Linked DNA regions of Homo sapiens: region 1 is linked to region 2. Evidence: chromatin loops called from intact Hi-C (ENCODE). Cell type or tissue: CD4-positive, alpha-beta T cell. All regions are shown on one strand. Links, peaks and the distances in the headings refer to the core of each region. The heading gives the core; the rest is flanking DNA. Region 1 overlaps SKAP1 (src kinase associated phosphoprotein 1). Region 2 overlaps LOC101927166 (a long non-coding RNA gene).

Evidence for each region. Hi-C counts contacts between places; a loop is a spot of excess contacts. Peaks named below come from ENCODE experiments on the same cell type or tissue, not always from the same donor. Only the 100,000 strongest peaks of a DNase experiment are listed, where the experiment ranks them.
Region 1: a loop joins it to region 2, with 4 times the contacts of the local background. A loop is called at or near these places in 14 of 110 quality-filtered maps.

Annotation. Positions count from the first base shown.
Region 1 is chr17:48,402,942-48,411,242 of GRCh38, forward strand. All of the region lies in intron 1 of SKAP1 (src kinase associated phosphoprotein 1), which reads right to left. Among named protein-coding and RNA genes, the nearest start is that of SKAP1, 23 kb to the right of the region's middle. In CD4-positive, alpha-beta T cell, for the core only: no CTCF peak of the experiment used is centred there; a DNase peak (open chromatin) is centred at 4,500.
Region 2 is chr17:48,453,700-48,462,035 of GRCh38, forward strand. LOC101927166 (a long non-coding RNA gene) reads left to right here. Exons shown (of 6, transcript NR_110804.1): 3 at 414-555; 4 at 1,320-1,574; 5 at 2,039-2,091. Among named protein-coding and RNA genes, the nearest start is that of SKAP1, 28 kb to the left of the region's middle. In CD4-positive, alpha-beta T cell, for the core only: CTCF peaks have their summits at 3,746 (motif pointing left) and 3,948; DNase peaks (open chromatin) are centred at 72, 3,072 and 3,732; H3K4me3 peaks cover 1,061 bases; H3K27ac peaks cover 40 bases.

The DNA of each region.
Region 1 (8,301 bases), core at 302-8,301, 51 kb before region 2:
TTTTCTTTCGGTGTAATGAAAATGTTCTAAAATTTACTGTGGTGATAGTTACACAATTCTGTGAATATACTAGAAGCCATTGAGTTGTATGCTTTAAATGTGTGAGTTGTATAGTATGTGAATTATATCTCAATGAAGCTGTTTAAAAAAATAAATAAATACCTGTAATCTCAGCATTTTGGGAAGCCAAGGTAGGAGAACTGCTTGAGCCCAGGAGTTCAAGACAAGCCTGGGCAAAAATCAAGACCCTGTCTCTACAAAAAAAAAAAAAAAAAGTTTTTAATTAACTGGACATGGTGGTGCACGCCTGTAGCTACTTGGGAGGCTGAGACAGTAGGATCCATTGAGCCCAGGAGTTCAAGGTTGCAGAGAGCGGTGATTAACCCACTGCATTCCAGCTGGGTGACAGTGCAAGACTCTGTCTCAAAATACTATATTGAATATTTTTTATTACATTTACACTTTGAAAATCATAGTTAAAATATATATACATATATATATATGTATCAGTGTGTGTGTGTGTATAAATAACAACACCTACACATATCCTTTTGAGCTTTCAAAATTTCAAGGAAAGTGAAAACATCTCTCAAGCACCCAGAGAGAAAAAATAAGACACCTACAGAACAACAGCAACAAGAACAACAAAATCAAAATGGCCTTGCTACAAAATAAGCATCAGAAGATGAGACGTGTACAAAGTTTTAAAGGAAAAATGGTGTGCTCTAAGAATTCCAAGCATAGTCAAGATGTTGGTTTGGCCATATAGAAGGAGAAAATCTTCTGAAGTATATGTTCTGATCCACAAAGAGAAAGAGGTGGTGATAAATGTCAAACTGCAAAACAAGTTAAATCTAGATCACAGCCGGGCACAGTGGGTAACGCCTGTAATCCCAGCACTTTGGGAGGCAGAGGCGGGCAGACCACTTGAGGTCAGGAGTTTGAGACCAGCCTGGCCAATATGGCGAAAACCCATCTCTACTAAAAATATAAAAAAATTAGCCAGGCATGATGGCGGACACCTGTAATCCTTGCTACTTGGGAGGCTGAGGCAGGAGAATCCCTTGAACCTGGGAGGCGGAGAGTGCAGTGAGCTGAGATTGCGCCACTGCACTCCAGCCTGGGAGACAGAGTGAGACTCTGTCTCGGAAAAAAAAAAAAAAAATAGAAATCACTGTGGTCTACATGGTTTAAAATTTATAAAAATATTAATATCAAAAATAATTCTTGGCTGGGTGAGGTGGCTGACACCTGTAATCCCAGCACTTTGGGTGGCCGAGGCGGGCGGATCACCTGAGGTTGGGAGTTCAAGACCAGCCTGACCAACATGGAGAAACCCCATCTCTACTAAAAATACAAAATTAGCCGGGCGTAGTGGCACATGCCTGTAATCCCAGCTACTCCCGAGGCTGAGGCAGGAGAATTGTTGGAACCCAGGAGGTGGAGGTTGCAGTGAGCTAAGATCATGCCATTGCACTCCAGCCTGGGCAAGAAGGGTGAAACTCTATAGAAACAAAACCAAAACAAAAATTCGTATGGCGAGACAATGTAAAAAATGTAAAAATAGTCTAATTCCTAGTTAGAAAATGAATAGAGAGGAAAATATATACTAAATTACACATTTACATAGGGTCAATGGATACTACTTCATCCTTGACAGTGATAATTAAAGACAATGGGTTTAATTATGATTTTTTGAAGTGTAAATGTAATAAAAGTAGAATTAAAGGTTTTTAAAATATTCAATATAATAAAATATAGAAAAAAGAAAAGCAAAATAGCATAAAAGTGGAACTCATAAAATAAGATGACAATAGTGAAAAGTTAGACTTCTGTATTAAAAGCAAAAATTTTTGTACTGTATCAAAAAATTACACAAGTTTAATTACTATTTAAAAGATATCCGAAATAAATGAAGCTGAAAATAAAAGAAGAGAGGTGTACAAAACATCCTAGGCAAAATGATTTTTTAAAAGCAAGAATGGCAATAATTCATATCGAAATAGAATTAAAGAAACTATTATTAAAAGGCCAAAGGTGGTAATTTCATTTGATGTAAAGTACAATCCACAATAGATATGACCTGTTATGTGCTAAGTAACGCACTAAAATACATACAATGAAAACTGTGAGAGAAGCAGAAATTACTAAAAAAAACATTTTAATGTTACTACTAGTCTTGGATAGATGAAGTAGACAAAAATAAATAATGGTTTGGAGTGTGTCCAACAGAAACAGAATGGAAGCTACACATTTCATTTTAAATTTTCTAGTAGCCTCATTTAAAAAGTACTAAAAAGAGGGATGAAATTAACTTTAATAGTATTTATTTTTTATTTAACCAAAAATATCATTTCAATATGTAACCAATATAAAAATTATTCCTGGGCTATTTTGCTTTTTTGGCATACATCCTCAAAACCCAGGGTGCATTTTCTTTTTTTCTCTTTCCTTTCTTTCTTTCTTTCTTTCTTTCTTTCTTTCTTTCTTTCTTTCTTTCTTTCTTTCTTTTCTTTCTTTCTTTCCTTCCTTCCTTCTTTCTTTTCTTTTCTTTCCTTTCTTTCTTTTTTTTTTTTTTGAGACAGAGTTTCACTCTTGTCACCCAGGCTGGAGTCCAATGGCGCTATCTCGGCTCACTGCAACCTCCGCCTCCTGGGTTCAAGTGATTCCCCTATCAGCCTCCTGAGTAGCTGGGATTACAGGTGCCCGCCACCATGCCTGGCTAATGTTTGTATTTTTAGTAGAGATGGGGTTTCACCATGTTGACCAGGCTGGACTTGAACTAACCTCAGGTTATCCGTCCGTCTCGGTTTCCCAAAGTGCTGGGATTACAGGTGTGAGCCACCGTGCCTGGCCCCGAGTGTGCATTTTACACTTATATCTCAGTTCAGACTAGTTACATTTCAAATGCTTAATAGCCACAGACAGAGAATGGCTACTACGATGATCAGTGCAGATATAGAGGATTCAAATAATAGAATTAACAGAAAAGATAACAGAAGTAAGAAGTGAACTAAACTTTGTAACCTAAAAACAGAATACAGGCTGGGCCCAGTGGCTCACACCTGTAATCCCAGCACTTTGGGAGGCCAAGGCGGGTAGATCACGAAGTCAAGAGATCGAGACCATCCTTGCCAACATGGTGAAACCCCATCTCTACTAAAAATACAAAAATTAGTCGGGCGTGGTGGCACACATCTGTAGTCCCAGCCACATGGGAGGCTGAGGCAGGAGAATCGCTTGAACCTGAGAGGCGGAGGTTGCAGTGAGCCGAGATCATGCCACTGCACTCCAGCCTGGCGACAGAGCAAGACTCCGTCTCAAAAAAACAAACAAACAAAAAAACAACAACAAAAGCAGCATACAAACTTTACAAACTACCAAGGAAAATTTATAAATATTGATTAAACACTGAATTACAGGAAAATCAATAATTTCTTAAAAATTTAAAATTAGAAATTTTTTTTTCTTTTTTTTTTTGAGACAGGGTCTTGCCTTGTCACCCAGGCTGGAGTGCAGTGGCACAATCACGGCTCACTGCAGCCTCAACCTCCCGGGCTCAAGTGATTCACCCACCTCAGCCTCCCAAGTAGCCGGGACTAAAGGCTCATGTCTCCCTAATTTATTTATTTATTTATTTTGAGATGGAGTCTAACTTATGTCACCCAGGCTGGAGTGCAGTGGTGCGATCTCGGCTCACTGCAACCTCCGCCTCCCAGGTTCAAGTGATTCTCCTGCCTCAGCCTCCCAAGTAGCTGGGATTAAAGGTGCCCACGACCATGCCTAGCTAATTTTTGCATTTTTAGTAGAGACGAGGTTTCCCCATGTTAGTCAGGCTGGTCTCAAACTCCTGACCTCAAGTGATCCGCCCGCCTCGGCCTCCCAAAGTGCTGGGATTACGGGTGTAAGCCACTGTGCCCAACCAATTTTTAAAAATTTTTTGTAGAGATAGGGTTTCACCATGTTGCCCAGGCTAGTCTTGAACTCCTGGGCTCAAGAGATCCTCCTGCCTCAGCTCCTAAAGTGCTGCAGGCATGAGCCATCGTGTTTGGCCTAGAAAGATCTTATTTTATTACCACAGTGAAATAAAACCAGAACTTGATATTAAAAAGAGTAAACAAACCCCTCTACACTTAAACATTAAAAACACATACTCCTACATATATTATGAGTCAAAGAGAAACTCAAAAATTATAATTACCACTTAGGAGAAAACAGCCTATATAAAATGTTACAAGATATGACCAGCATCATGGAGTGACAAATTCATAGACTTAAATATTTTCGATGTTAAATAAGAAAGAACATAAGTAAATGCAATAAACACCAAACTCAAGAAGTCAGAACAGAACAATAAAACAAGTCTATGGGGAAAAGGAGGAAGGAAACAATAAAGATAAAAGCAGAAATTAGTGTATCAGAACAATGGTTTTCTAACAGTGCTCTCTGGATTCACAAGCCTCTGATAAGAAAGAAAAAGAGTGGGAAATTCCCTTCTCCTCACTCCCCTTTGATTTAATCACAAGTGCTTGGCTTTTATATGCCAGGATTTCACATACGGTTTTATTTTTTTTAAAGAGTTCCATTGTACAACTTAGTGGGTAAAAATCATAAGCCTTAAAAATAGCGGGGAAAGGCCAGGTGCAGTGGCTCACGCCTGTAATCCCAACACTTTAGGAGGCCCAGGCAGGCAAACTGCTTGAGCCCAGGGGTTCGAGACCAGCGTGGGCAACATGATGAAACTCCACAGAAAAATACAAAAATTAGCCAGGCATGGTGGCGCATGTCTGTAGTCCCAGCTACTTTGAAGGCTGAGGCAAGAGGATTGCTTGAGCCCAGGAGATGAAGGCTTCAGTGAGCTGAGATCATGCCACTGCATTCCAGCATGGGCAACAGAGTGAGACTTTGTCTCCAAAAAAAAAAAAGGCAGGGGAGGAATATATAAATGCTACATAAGTGTAAGTGTAAGAGCTGGAATTTTTCAGAGGGGGGGGAATCCAGTAAATGATAAACCATTAGTAAATGCAATCAAGAAGAAGGAGAGAAAGCACAAATATACAAAAATTAGGCAGAGTAAAAAGGAGCAAAAACAAAATTTTTAGAAAGATCATGAAATACTTTACAAAAGTGGTAAGAGTTCAAGTGCTTTTAATTTCTTTCTTTGTACTTTTATATATAATTTAAGTTTTGTGATAACAAGAATCATTTTATCTCTTTAAAAAGATATTTTGAAAAATAAAGTGCCATGTAAACAAAATAAAACACCAGGCAAATAAATTTGAAAATCTCAATGAAAAGTTGCTGAGAAAAATATAAATTTCTAAAACTAAATTGAGAAATGAAAAACCTGAATTCTGAATAAGCTAATAAGCAGGGGGAAAGAAAGTTGCCGAAATGTTTTTTATTTATTAAGTTCAAGTTTAGATAGTTTTATACATGTCTTTCAAACCTTTGAGTAATAAATAATTCTCATTCTATATAAACTATCCCAGAGCATACAAAAAGAGGAAAAGTTCAAATATTTGGTAAAAGCTACCATAACCCTAGTTCTAAAAGCACAGAAAGCAATCAGTTTAAGGTTAGTAGAGAGACAAAAGTCCTATATAAAATACTAGTAAATCAAACTTAGTAATACATTAAAATATTAATGTAAAGCTTATATTGGGAATGTAAAGATGTTTCAATACTATTGTTTCATTGTATATTTCTTTAATAGGTTAAAAAATCTAAAAAATTTCCTGATAAATGGCAAAAATGTCATCTAATGGTATTTATATCTACTAGTGACAAAACTGTAGTAAAACAGAAGTATTCCCCAATGCCAAAACTTTATGACTAAGATACTAAGGAAAGAAACTGTAGACCAATATACAATACATTTGCCCTTCAATTTAGAAAATGGTGCTACTCACAGTGAATGTGATCTGCAGGTGCCTGAGCAACTTCACTGCTGTACTTCACTACTCACTACTGAACAGCAAAGAGACTTAACAAGTTCCCTCGATAGGTCACCTCTCTATTTAACCAAGCTCCCCATCAACCTGATGGGTTTTCCACTAAGTGACCAACCTTTTTAAAATAAAATCTTTCCTAACATATACATCAGATCATGTCACATCAGGATAGGCTGAGCTACCTATGGGGTAGATACTGCTGTTCCATTTTCTGGGTAAAGAAACTTGCTCCCAGGTTACACACCTAGCAAGTGGTGCAACCAAGATAGTCTTACCATAAGATCCAGCAGTCATACTCTTAAGTATTTATCCAATTAAGCTAAAAATTTATGTCCACACAAAAATCTGCAAGTGAATGTTCATAACACATTTTCTCATAATTGCCAAAGAGTGGAAGCAACCAAAATGTCCCTCAATAGGTGAATAGATAAACAAACTGTGACACCTCCATACCCTGGAATATTATTCAGCATTAAAAAGAACTCTCAGCTGGGTATGGTGGCTCACGCCTACAATCCCAGCACTTTGGGAGGCCGAGGCGGGCAAATCACTTGTGCCCAGGAGTTCAAGACCAGCCTGGGCATCATGGTGAAACCCTGTCTCTACCAAAAATACAAAAAAGAATTAGCTGGGCATGGTGGCACGTACCTGTAGTCCCAGCTACTAGGGAGGCTGAGGTGGAAGAATTGCTTGAACAGGGAGGCATAGGTTGCAGTGAGCCGAGATTGTGCCACTGCACTCCAGCCTGGGTGATAGAGCAAGATCCTGTCTCAAAAAAAAAAAAAAAAAAAGGAATGAACTCTCAAGCTAGAAAAAGATAGAGTTCAGGAGTGGGCGAGGGATAAACAGGTAAGGCATAAGGGATTTTTAGGGTAGTGAAATTATACCGTATCATACTATAATGGCAGATACATGACATCATGCATTTGTTGAAACCTATAGAACTTTAAAACACAGAGTGAGCCTTAATGCCTGCAAATTTCAAGAAGTCATTTAGGAGGTTAGGAGATTTCAAGAAAGAATGTAAACTGTAACAACGTAATCTAACTGTATTACAAATCTAAGAAATAAATTCACTGAAGGGGAAAGGGAAAAGGCGCTGACCTAAGTAGCTTTGGAAATGAGCAGAATTTGCAAGACTACAGGCAAAAGGAACTGAACATAAACACTGAACTCTAGTCAATAAAGTTGTTTGCCATGGGTGTATGGGTTAACAATTCTTATACCGCTATACATGTTTACTGTAATTGAACAATTAAGTAAATGGATGATGAATGGTGGGTGCCAGGTTTCTCACTGTTGGAGTGGAAAGGAGGGGAAAAGGTAGCAAGAATAGCAAGGCGAAGAGTCTAGAATGATCCATGTGGTAATGAATTAGAATTGGAGACATCAGTAAGAGCCCATGTTTCACTTTACACAGATACAGTTGGTTATATATAGAAACATATAAATCAGGTTATTATTAATACATACACGTGTATTTCCTTGCTTTGTCAGCTAAGAGGACCTAAAAGAAATGACATCACAGTAACAAGGAGCATACCTAGCACAAACATCTTGATTTCTAGTACCAATCTTCAATAAAAGGAACCTAGGCTCCTTAGAAAATGGCTGATTCTAGGACTGGGGAAGGAAATATATAAGATGAGCCTAAAGGATCTTGTAGTGTCAGAAAGTAAGGAAGTGCTGAAAACACACACACACACAAGCACACAGACACTGATGGGACATGTCAAAAGGGGCGCAGGAGGTCGGGCGTAGTGGCTCACATCTGTAATCACAGCACTTTGGGAGGCCAAGGTGGGCGGATCACTTGAGGTGAGGAGTTTGAAACCAGCTTGGCCAACATGGTGAAACCTGGTCTCTACTAAAAATACAAAAATTAGTGGGGTGTGGTGGCAGGCACCTGTAATCCCAGCTACTTGGGAGGCTGAGGCACAAGAATCGCTTGAACCCAGGAGGTGGAGGTTGCAGTGAGCCAAGATCACACCACTGCACTTTAGCCTGGGTGACAGAGCGACAGAGCGAGACTCCATTTCAAAAAAAAAAAAAAAAAAAAAAAGAAAGGGGCACAGGAACCAACTGAAAGAGCTCCCAGTGGCCAAAACTGGAACAATTTCCACAACAAAATAAAGTAATATTGGATTATAACCCAAAGTATAAAATAAGTATGCACGATTCCATACTTATATCAATAAATGGTTGAATAGATAAATAAGTGAGGCCGGGCACGGTGGCTTGTGCCTGTAATCCCAGTACTTTGGGAAGCTGAGACGGGCAGATCACTTGAGGTCAGGAGTTTGAGACCAGTCTGGCCAACATGGCGAAACCCCATCTCTACCAAAAA
Region 2 (8,336 bases), core at 67-8,066:
AGGAAGACATTTATAGTCACAGCACAAATTAACAAACACATCTAAATGGCCTTGATCTTCTTTTATACTTCCTGCCTAGGTAGGAAGTTGTGGTCTCAGGAGCTAGAACCACAGATATGAAGAAAATGGCTTTAGTTGGTAAAGAAAGTAGTATATAAAGTAGCAGCTGCATTTAAGTCCTCAAATGCTGTTATAGATATTTAATTTTGTTCCATGTTTTCTCAAATATACTTACTGCTTCTCAAATATACTTCTGGCAGAGCTGCTTCTCACGACAGAGACTGAAAAACCAGATTATTGCTTTCTCAGTTTCCCTTACAACTAGGAATGGCCTTGTCTTAGTCCATTCATGCTGCTACACCAAAATACCTCGGACTGGATAATTCATAACAAGAGAAATTTATTGCTCACAGTTCTGGAGCCTGGGAAGTCCAAGATCAACGTACCAGCAGATTCAGATGAAGGCGTGTTCTCAGCTTCATAGGTGGTGCATTCTTGCTGCTTCTTCACATGATGGAAGGAGTGAACAAGCTCCCTTGGGCCTCTTTTACAAAGGTACAAAGCTCCACCATCATGACTTAATCGCCTCCTAAAGGCCCTACCTCTTAAAATATTGCATTGGGGATTAGATTTCAATTTATGAATTTTGAAGGGACACAAACATTCAGATTATATTAGGCCACATGACACAGTTCTGGCCAAGGAGAGGAAGGGGAAGACTACTGGGAGACGTCTGAGGACATTTTTATTCTAGTTAAAAAGACGAGTATGCATGAGGCTCCTACTCTTTCATTCATGTCTATGAATATAGTTGTATGAGCACATGATTTCTTCAACCATGGCAACCATGCAAGCCTAGAGACCAAGAGCCAACACTGAAGGTAGAAAAGCAAAAGGATGAAGGAAGCCTGGTCAGTCATAGCATTTTTCAGCTGATGAACCAAAATAAGACCTCTACATTTCTTATTTTGTGAGAGAGTAAGAACTTTTATTGACACTTTTAGTTTTTTGTTACCTGCTTCTGCATTTTGACACATTCAAAATATAAAATGATACAGAATCTATATCATTGTAAGTACATAAAATATGTTAGTGTGTGGATAAGGACAGGATGGTATTGGTAGGGGCAGGAAGCAGGGAAATTCTCGGCAGAAAAGGGCAGGGTCCCTGGCGAAGCCCCACCCTCAAGCCTAGAACCGCGGTCCAAAGTGAGAGCATGCATTCCTATTTTCTTGCTCAAATGTTGCCTTTTCCAAAATCACCATGACCTGTCTCACCCCTCATCCTGTACCCATTAAATCCCCTGGCCCAACTGGCAGATGGCAAAGAAGGAGAGAAGAGAAGAAGTAGCCAGACATTGGAAAGAAACAGCTTGACTTCAGAGGAATGGCTTGATGGTGGGACTTAGGAGAAGTGTACAGCAGGGGACTGCTGGACTCCATGGGAAGATCACCTTCCCACTCCATCCCCCTTCCAGCTCCCCATCCTGCTGGGAGCCACTTTCATCAGTAATAAAATTCTCCGCATTCATCACCCTTCAATTTTTTCATGCAACCTTGGTTGCAAGGACTCAGGTATGGGTGCAAAAGGTTGTCACACTGACCCTCCACTGAGCTGTTAACACTTAAGCCATTCATGGACAGAAAAGCTAAAAGAGCACACTGTAACACATGCCCTCTGGGTCTTCAGAGGTTGCGGGTACCCCCACAGATGCTGCTGCAGGGCTGCACAGTTTTGCTCCTGCCAGCACCCAAAAGCAGTCACTCTGGCTCCTGCACCTGCTCACTTGTGTGCTCCCCCTCCTGTGAGGGATTGAGAGCTGGGGGCTAAGTAACTGAGGCACCCCTGTTGCAAGGTCCATGAAGGGGTCAAGGAAAATTTCCTGTTTCAGTACGATGACTAATACCAAGACCAGAATGTTCTATAGAGAAGTGTTGGGGGAAAGGGAGAGCAGGGTCCCATTCCTGGACATTCTGATTTAATTGGCTTGGGGTAGGAGCCAAGCATTGGTATTTAAAATTTTAATTTTATTTTACAGGTGGAGAGACGAAGGATCAAGCAATGTGACTGGTAGAAACTGTGTTATACAAGGTAAACCAAGAGAGAATTGTGCAAAAATGTCTTCAGGGTCACTTCTTTCCCTAACTTGGTCCCTCAGAGTTCTTTCCACTAGATATCCAGTGTGTTCAACCTAACTCCTATCTGCAGTGGGCCTCCAAATATTGCACCCCTATGGGCAGGGCTGTGTGTCATTTCCCTGGCCCCTATCTGGGTCAAAACTGTCATTCCTCCAGGGACCTGCTGGGCAACTAGCAAACTAATCTTCAATGTATTTTACCCAAGGTGTTAATGACAGATAATGGCTTAATGCATTACCCCTCCCAGCTAACATTTCCATTTTAATAGAGCCTTTAAATGCTTTAACCTGAAGGAAACAGCATGAAAAATGCAGGGATAGCAAATATCTGGCACCTTTGCTCCTTCCCTGTTCCTGGAAGACATCTTCAAATGGTCACTGAGGCTTTTCCTGCTATGCCTGGACATACCCTGAGAAGCCCATAGGGCCCTGGGCAGCCCCTACCAGCCTATGATGGGAGTTACCATGCAAGATGAAATCTATTTGCCAACCTTATCGTGAAACAAATATTTGTCCAGGAGTAAAAAGACCTGAATTCTACTTTGGGGCTTTGACATTACCTGGACATAGGGCCTAAACAAATTTATTAGACATTTCCAAGTCTCAGTTTCCTTACCCATAAAATGAGAGGACTGGCATTAGAGTCAAGCATTTCCAAAGCATAGTTCTCAATCTGCCAGGGACTCTCAAAATCTGACCTCACAGCTCTCCAAGCTGGTTGCTGCTACCACGTACCTCTTCCCATTTTTGCCTTGCTTCCCACAAGGGAAGGAAATTCACTCCCAACTGGGCACCACCTTTCTATCTCTATTTGGGGACCTTCCTGTCCCTGAAAGGCCCTGGGAACATAATGTAAAGCAACTATGGGGGCAGCTGCTAAGAAGCCAGATCTTGTGACACTAAGAGTCCAGTCACGTGGTTCAGAGTCCACAGCAACCTGTGGCGACTATGCAGTCATCAGCCAGAGAGGCAGAGCCTCTGTCTGGAGATGTGTCAGAAATGGGTGTGACTAGTCCCAGACACATCAAGTGAGGAAAAATCAGGTGTGCAGATTACGTTGTGTAAATGCCTTTCTAATTCTCAATGCTCCAGGAAGGAATCTCAGAGATTAAATTAAGCTGTTAACCCTCTAGGCGCTCCTGTCGTTTATTGTTAAGGAATTAATAGGAATGCGGGAATGCAGATGGCCTGGCTGTCAGCTCGGAGAGGCGATTTTTCTGATCTCCAAGGAGGTTTCCAGCATCTTTCATTAAGCACTCGTGTACCAACTTGTCATTTTAACCGAGCAGCAAAGAAACTCCCACTCAACTGCCTACCTCAGGTGCTGGGAGTGCAATCCTCGGAGGAGTCTTTCTGGGTTGCAGGTGCAGGGGAGGCGCCCAGGTGATGGGGGTGGGGTGCAGCGAGAAATGGATTTAAAGCCACTCCAGGAAGGAAATCGGATCCCAAAACCTGGTTGTCCTGGGCACAGGCTTCAGGTGACTGCAGAAGATTCCTCTCTAGCAATCCTGAACTGAGCAGAGATGTGAAAACTTACTTCTTTCCGCTTTCTCGAAGCGCTCCAGGACGCAGGTGGCACGCTCAACGCGGGGAGGCGCCACCTACAGGACAGAGGAAGACCTGCAGCTTGGGCTTGAGATTTCAACAGTCTGTGGCGGGGGCTGATGAGGGCGGCCCCTCCTCCTCCTGGAGTAATAATAGTCCCTGACATTTATCGAATGCTCTTCTCGTGCCAGACACTGTCCTGAGCACTTGACATGTATTAATGATTTTAAACCTCACAACAACCCTATTAGGTAGGTGTTATTTTCATCTTCATTTTATGGAATAGAAAACCACAGTTCCAGGAGAGAGAGTAATTTGCCCCAAGTCACCCAGTTAGGAAGTGGGAAGTGGAGACCCCGACCCTGAGTAGGCACTAAGGCGGGTGTGGTGGGATGGTTAGAGTCGGGCGCAACTCTACTCATGGTTCACAGCATTCAACTCTATGGGCCCTCAATTCTGCAGCTTTGGTTTACCATTTTTTGAGACTCGCTTACTCGTCTGGAAAGGAAATCTTTGCTAAGGTAATCATAACCTTGTATAATTTTTAAAGAGATGGAAAATGACAAACATCGCATATTCTCACTTATTTGTGGGATCTAAGAAAACAATTGAACTCCTGGAGATAGTGGAAGGATGGTTACCAGAGGCTGGGTAGTGGGGGGCCTGAGGGGGAGGTAGGGTGGTTAATGGGCACAAAAAAAAAAAAAATAGAAAAAACGAATAGGACCTAATATTTGATAGTACAACAGGGGGACTATGGTCAATAATACTTTAATTGTACATTTTGAAACAACTAAGAGTATAATTGTATTGTTTGTAACACAAAGGATAAATGCTTGAGGGGATGGATACCCATTTTCCATGATATAATTCTTACACATTGCATGCCTGTACCAAAATATCTCATGTGCCTCATAAGTGTATACACCTACTATTTACCCACAAACATTTTTGAAAAACCAAGGCGAAAAAGTGGGCACAGTGGGGCAGGGATGCTGGAGATTGTGTATCTCTCATCAGTTCATTTTTTCAGTTATATAGATGAGTATGAGAGAGGTAAGGGACCCAACCACGTGCACAATCTCAGTGACAGCGCAAGAACTGGAACCCAGATTTCCTCACTCCCAGCCCAGTGCTTTCCCCCCGTGCTACATTCATTCTTTAATCATCCATTGACAGGATGGATTCTGTATGTGGGATGGAAGGTAATCACACACAGTGTGGCTTCAGAGGCTCCAGGCCCACCCTCTGACCAAAATATACATTTCCTTTTTTTTTTTTTTTTTTTTTGAGACAGGGTTTTGCTCTGTTGCCCAGGCTGGAGTACAGTGACGCAATCTCGGCTCACTGCAACCTCCACCTCTGGCTTCAAGCAATTCTTCTGCCTCAGCCTCCTGAGTAGCAGGGATTACAGGCACACTCTACCACACCCAGTTAATTTTTGTATTTTTAGTAGAGATGGGGTTTCGCCATGTTGGCCAGGCTGGTCTCAAACTCCTGGCCTTTAGTGATCCGCCTGCCTCGACCTCCCAAAGTTCTGGGATTACAGGTGTGAACCACCATGCCCGGCTCAAAACATACTTTAAAAAAAACCTGGTGGCTGTTGCGTAAAATTCCACCATTAGTGGCTCATTTTATTCACTAAGACTTTGATCCTATCCACTTAGGACCAGTAAGGCTTTTAACTGTTGGCCATCATTTCATGTGTATGTAATTGAGTTCTAAAGCAGCGCTACTCAAAGTGTGGTCCACAGACAGCAGCATCAGTATCATCTGCAAGCTTGTTAGAAACGCAGGTCATGGCTTTCACCCAGACCTACTGAGTCAGAATTGCCCTAGTTCTCAAACTTCTGTGTATGTGCTTAACTTCTCATCTGAAGAGCTTATGAAAACACAATTTCCTGAGACAACTGTTCCCCACCTCAAACCCAGAGATTCTGATTCAGCAAGTCTGGGGAATGCACCCCAAAATTTGCATTTCTAACAGGCTCTCAGGTGATGCACCTGAGACCAGCTACTGCTGGTCTGGGGACTATACTTTCAGTAGGACCTAAGGAGTTCCTGATAACAGATATTGGGGAGGGAGAAGAGGGAGAATGAGCACACTGAGGTAGAAGAAGGAAAGGTTATCACCAAGGGTGCAAAGGGTACAGAATATGAAGCCTTGGAGTCAAAAACTGCTGAGGGTGTGAGTGCACAATCACGTCTTTCCATTTGAATACATTCAAATATTTAGATCCTTAAGTGATTCAATACAATGCATGCATGTTTGTTAGCTGGATTTACTGAGCCTATGGTAAAATCTGCTCTTGCATCACCTTTTGCTGAGCCCTGCCTGTCTCAGTTACAAATGAAAATCTTTCCAGTCCTCTCTGACCATCAGTTAGTTTTCCAATTTCATTCCAGAGTTAACTGCACTGTAGCAGCAGACAAAACTGGCCCGATGGCAGGAATACTGTTCCCCGATGGTATCAGAGCCATCTGTATTTATGTTTGCTGTGTGACTGTCACTTGTATACAATCATGCAGAGACTCTGATATTAAGACTTGGCCTGGAAATCACCCCCATGGCACAGCTCTGGTGGAAAAGGAAAAGGGGATTCAGTGGCAACCAGATATCAAACACAAATTACATTGCCCTTGTACCAAAACAGGCATCTTTAAGAAATCATGTCTTCTGGTCTTCCTTTGCTATACTTCAGGTAATATGGTACCCAGAGGAACCCAGAGAGATAACAACCTCTTCTATTTGTAAAGACCACTTGTGAAGGAAACTCCATAACCTCCCTGTGGTGGAGTGTATTATTGCTCAGCAAACATTCATTCTTCTCTATTTCCCTCCGTTGGGGGAGCAAACTTCCCCACTCCATTGATGATGGGTCTAGCCATGTGACTTGTTTTAGCCAATGGAATGTAAACAGAGGCTTTAACTCTACTTGCTTGGTTAAGCTTGGTCTCTTGCACCTCTACCCTTTGCCACGAGAAGAGCATGCCCTTGTCACTTCGGCCTGAGTCCCAGAATGAGAAGTTACATGGAGCAGACCTGAACAAGATTCACAACCTGAACAGAATCACTGCAGCCAATCCACAAACCTGTGAGCAAAAAATAAATGTTATAAATTTCTGAGATTTTAGATTAGTTGTTATGCAGCATTATTTTAGTAAAGTTGACTGATACACTCCCTCAGGTACCTGTTCCACTGAACTTTTGCTGCAAAGTTCTTCATTGTGTCTAACCTAAATCCGTCATACATTAATGTAAAGATCTATCTCATTTGTGGTCCAAATGAGGGATCACTAGATTACATCTTTGATTCTAAATGTCCAAATCTAGCTTGAATTGTTTACTATATATTTAGATGAATAAAATAGAGGTGCATTCAGGGAATTATTTGCATTTACAAAGTATCATCTATGGTTTTCCTTATTGGAGCTATTAGAAGGTGGGTCCTTAAGAAGTGATCGTCTTCAGGAACCAGAAAAGTAGCAATGGGAGAGATGAGAGTTTGGAAGCCTAATTAAAATATTATAGAACTGAGCCAGGTGTGGTGGCTCACACCTGTAATCCCAGCACTTTGGGAGGCCGAGGCAGGCAGATCATGAGGTCAGGAGTTTGAGACCAGCCTGGCCAACATAGTGAAACCCTGTCTCTACTAAAACTACAAAAAATTAGCCAGGTGTGGTGGTGCACACCTGTAATCCCAGCTACTTGGGAGACTGAGGCAGGAGAATCTCTTGAGCCCAGGAGGCAGAGGTTGCAGTGAGCCAAGATCGCACTATTGCACTACAGCCTGGGTAACAGCAAGATTCAGCCTTGAGGAAAAAAAAAAGTCATAGAACTGCCTTATTTTCTCTTATCTTTCTTTCCTAGCAGTTTATAAATTATTTATTTCCTAGCAATTTGCAATTATTTTATTTGCCTATTTTCTTTCTTTTTATTTGTCTGTCTCCCCCATTAGAAAGTGTTTCCATAAAGGCAGGAACAATGTTTGTCATATTCACAACTTTATCCTCCAGTACTCAGCAAACTCTGGCATGTAGCAGTCCCAAAAAAAAAAAAAAAAAAAAAAAATTCAGTAGAGACAGGGTTTCACCATGTTGGCCAGGCTGGTCTCAAACTCCTGGCTTCAGGTGATCCACCCTTTTCAACCTCCCAAAGTGCTGGGATTACAGGCGTGAGCCACTGTGCCTGGCCAAAAAAAAATTGTTAAATAAATTCTTTCTAATAAGGGCATGTCACTAGAGCAGGTAAGGGGGAAATAATGAAAAAGAGATAGGATTTACAGTCTAAACATCTGGCTTCTACACTATGTGATCTTAGATAGTTCAGTGGTGTCTTACTCTGCTCCAGCTGCTGTAACAAAATACCATAGACTAGGTGGCTTATAAACAGCAGAAATTTATTTCTTACAATTCTGAAGGCTGGGAAGTCCAAGATCAAGGTGCTGGTAGATTTGGTGGCTGGTAAAGGCCTGCTTCTTCATAGGTAGTGCCTTCTTGCTGTGTCCTCACATGGTGGGAAGAGCAAGCTAACTCTCTGGGACCACCTCTTTTATGAGGGCACTAATCCCATTCACGAGGTCTCTACCATTAGGACCTAATCCCTTCCCGAAGGTCCCATCCTATACCATCACCTTGGGGGCTAGGATTTAAT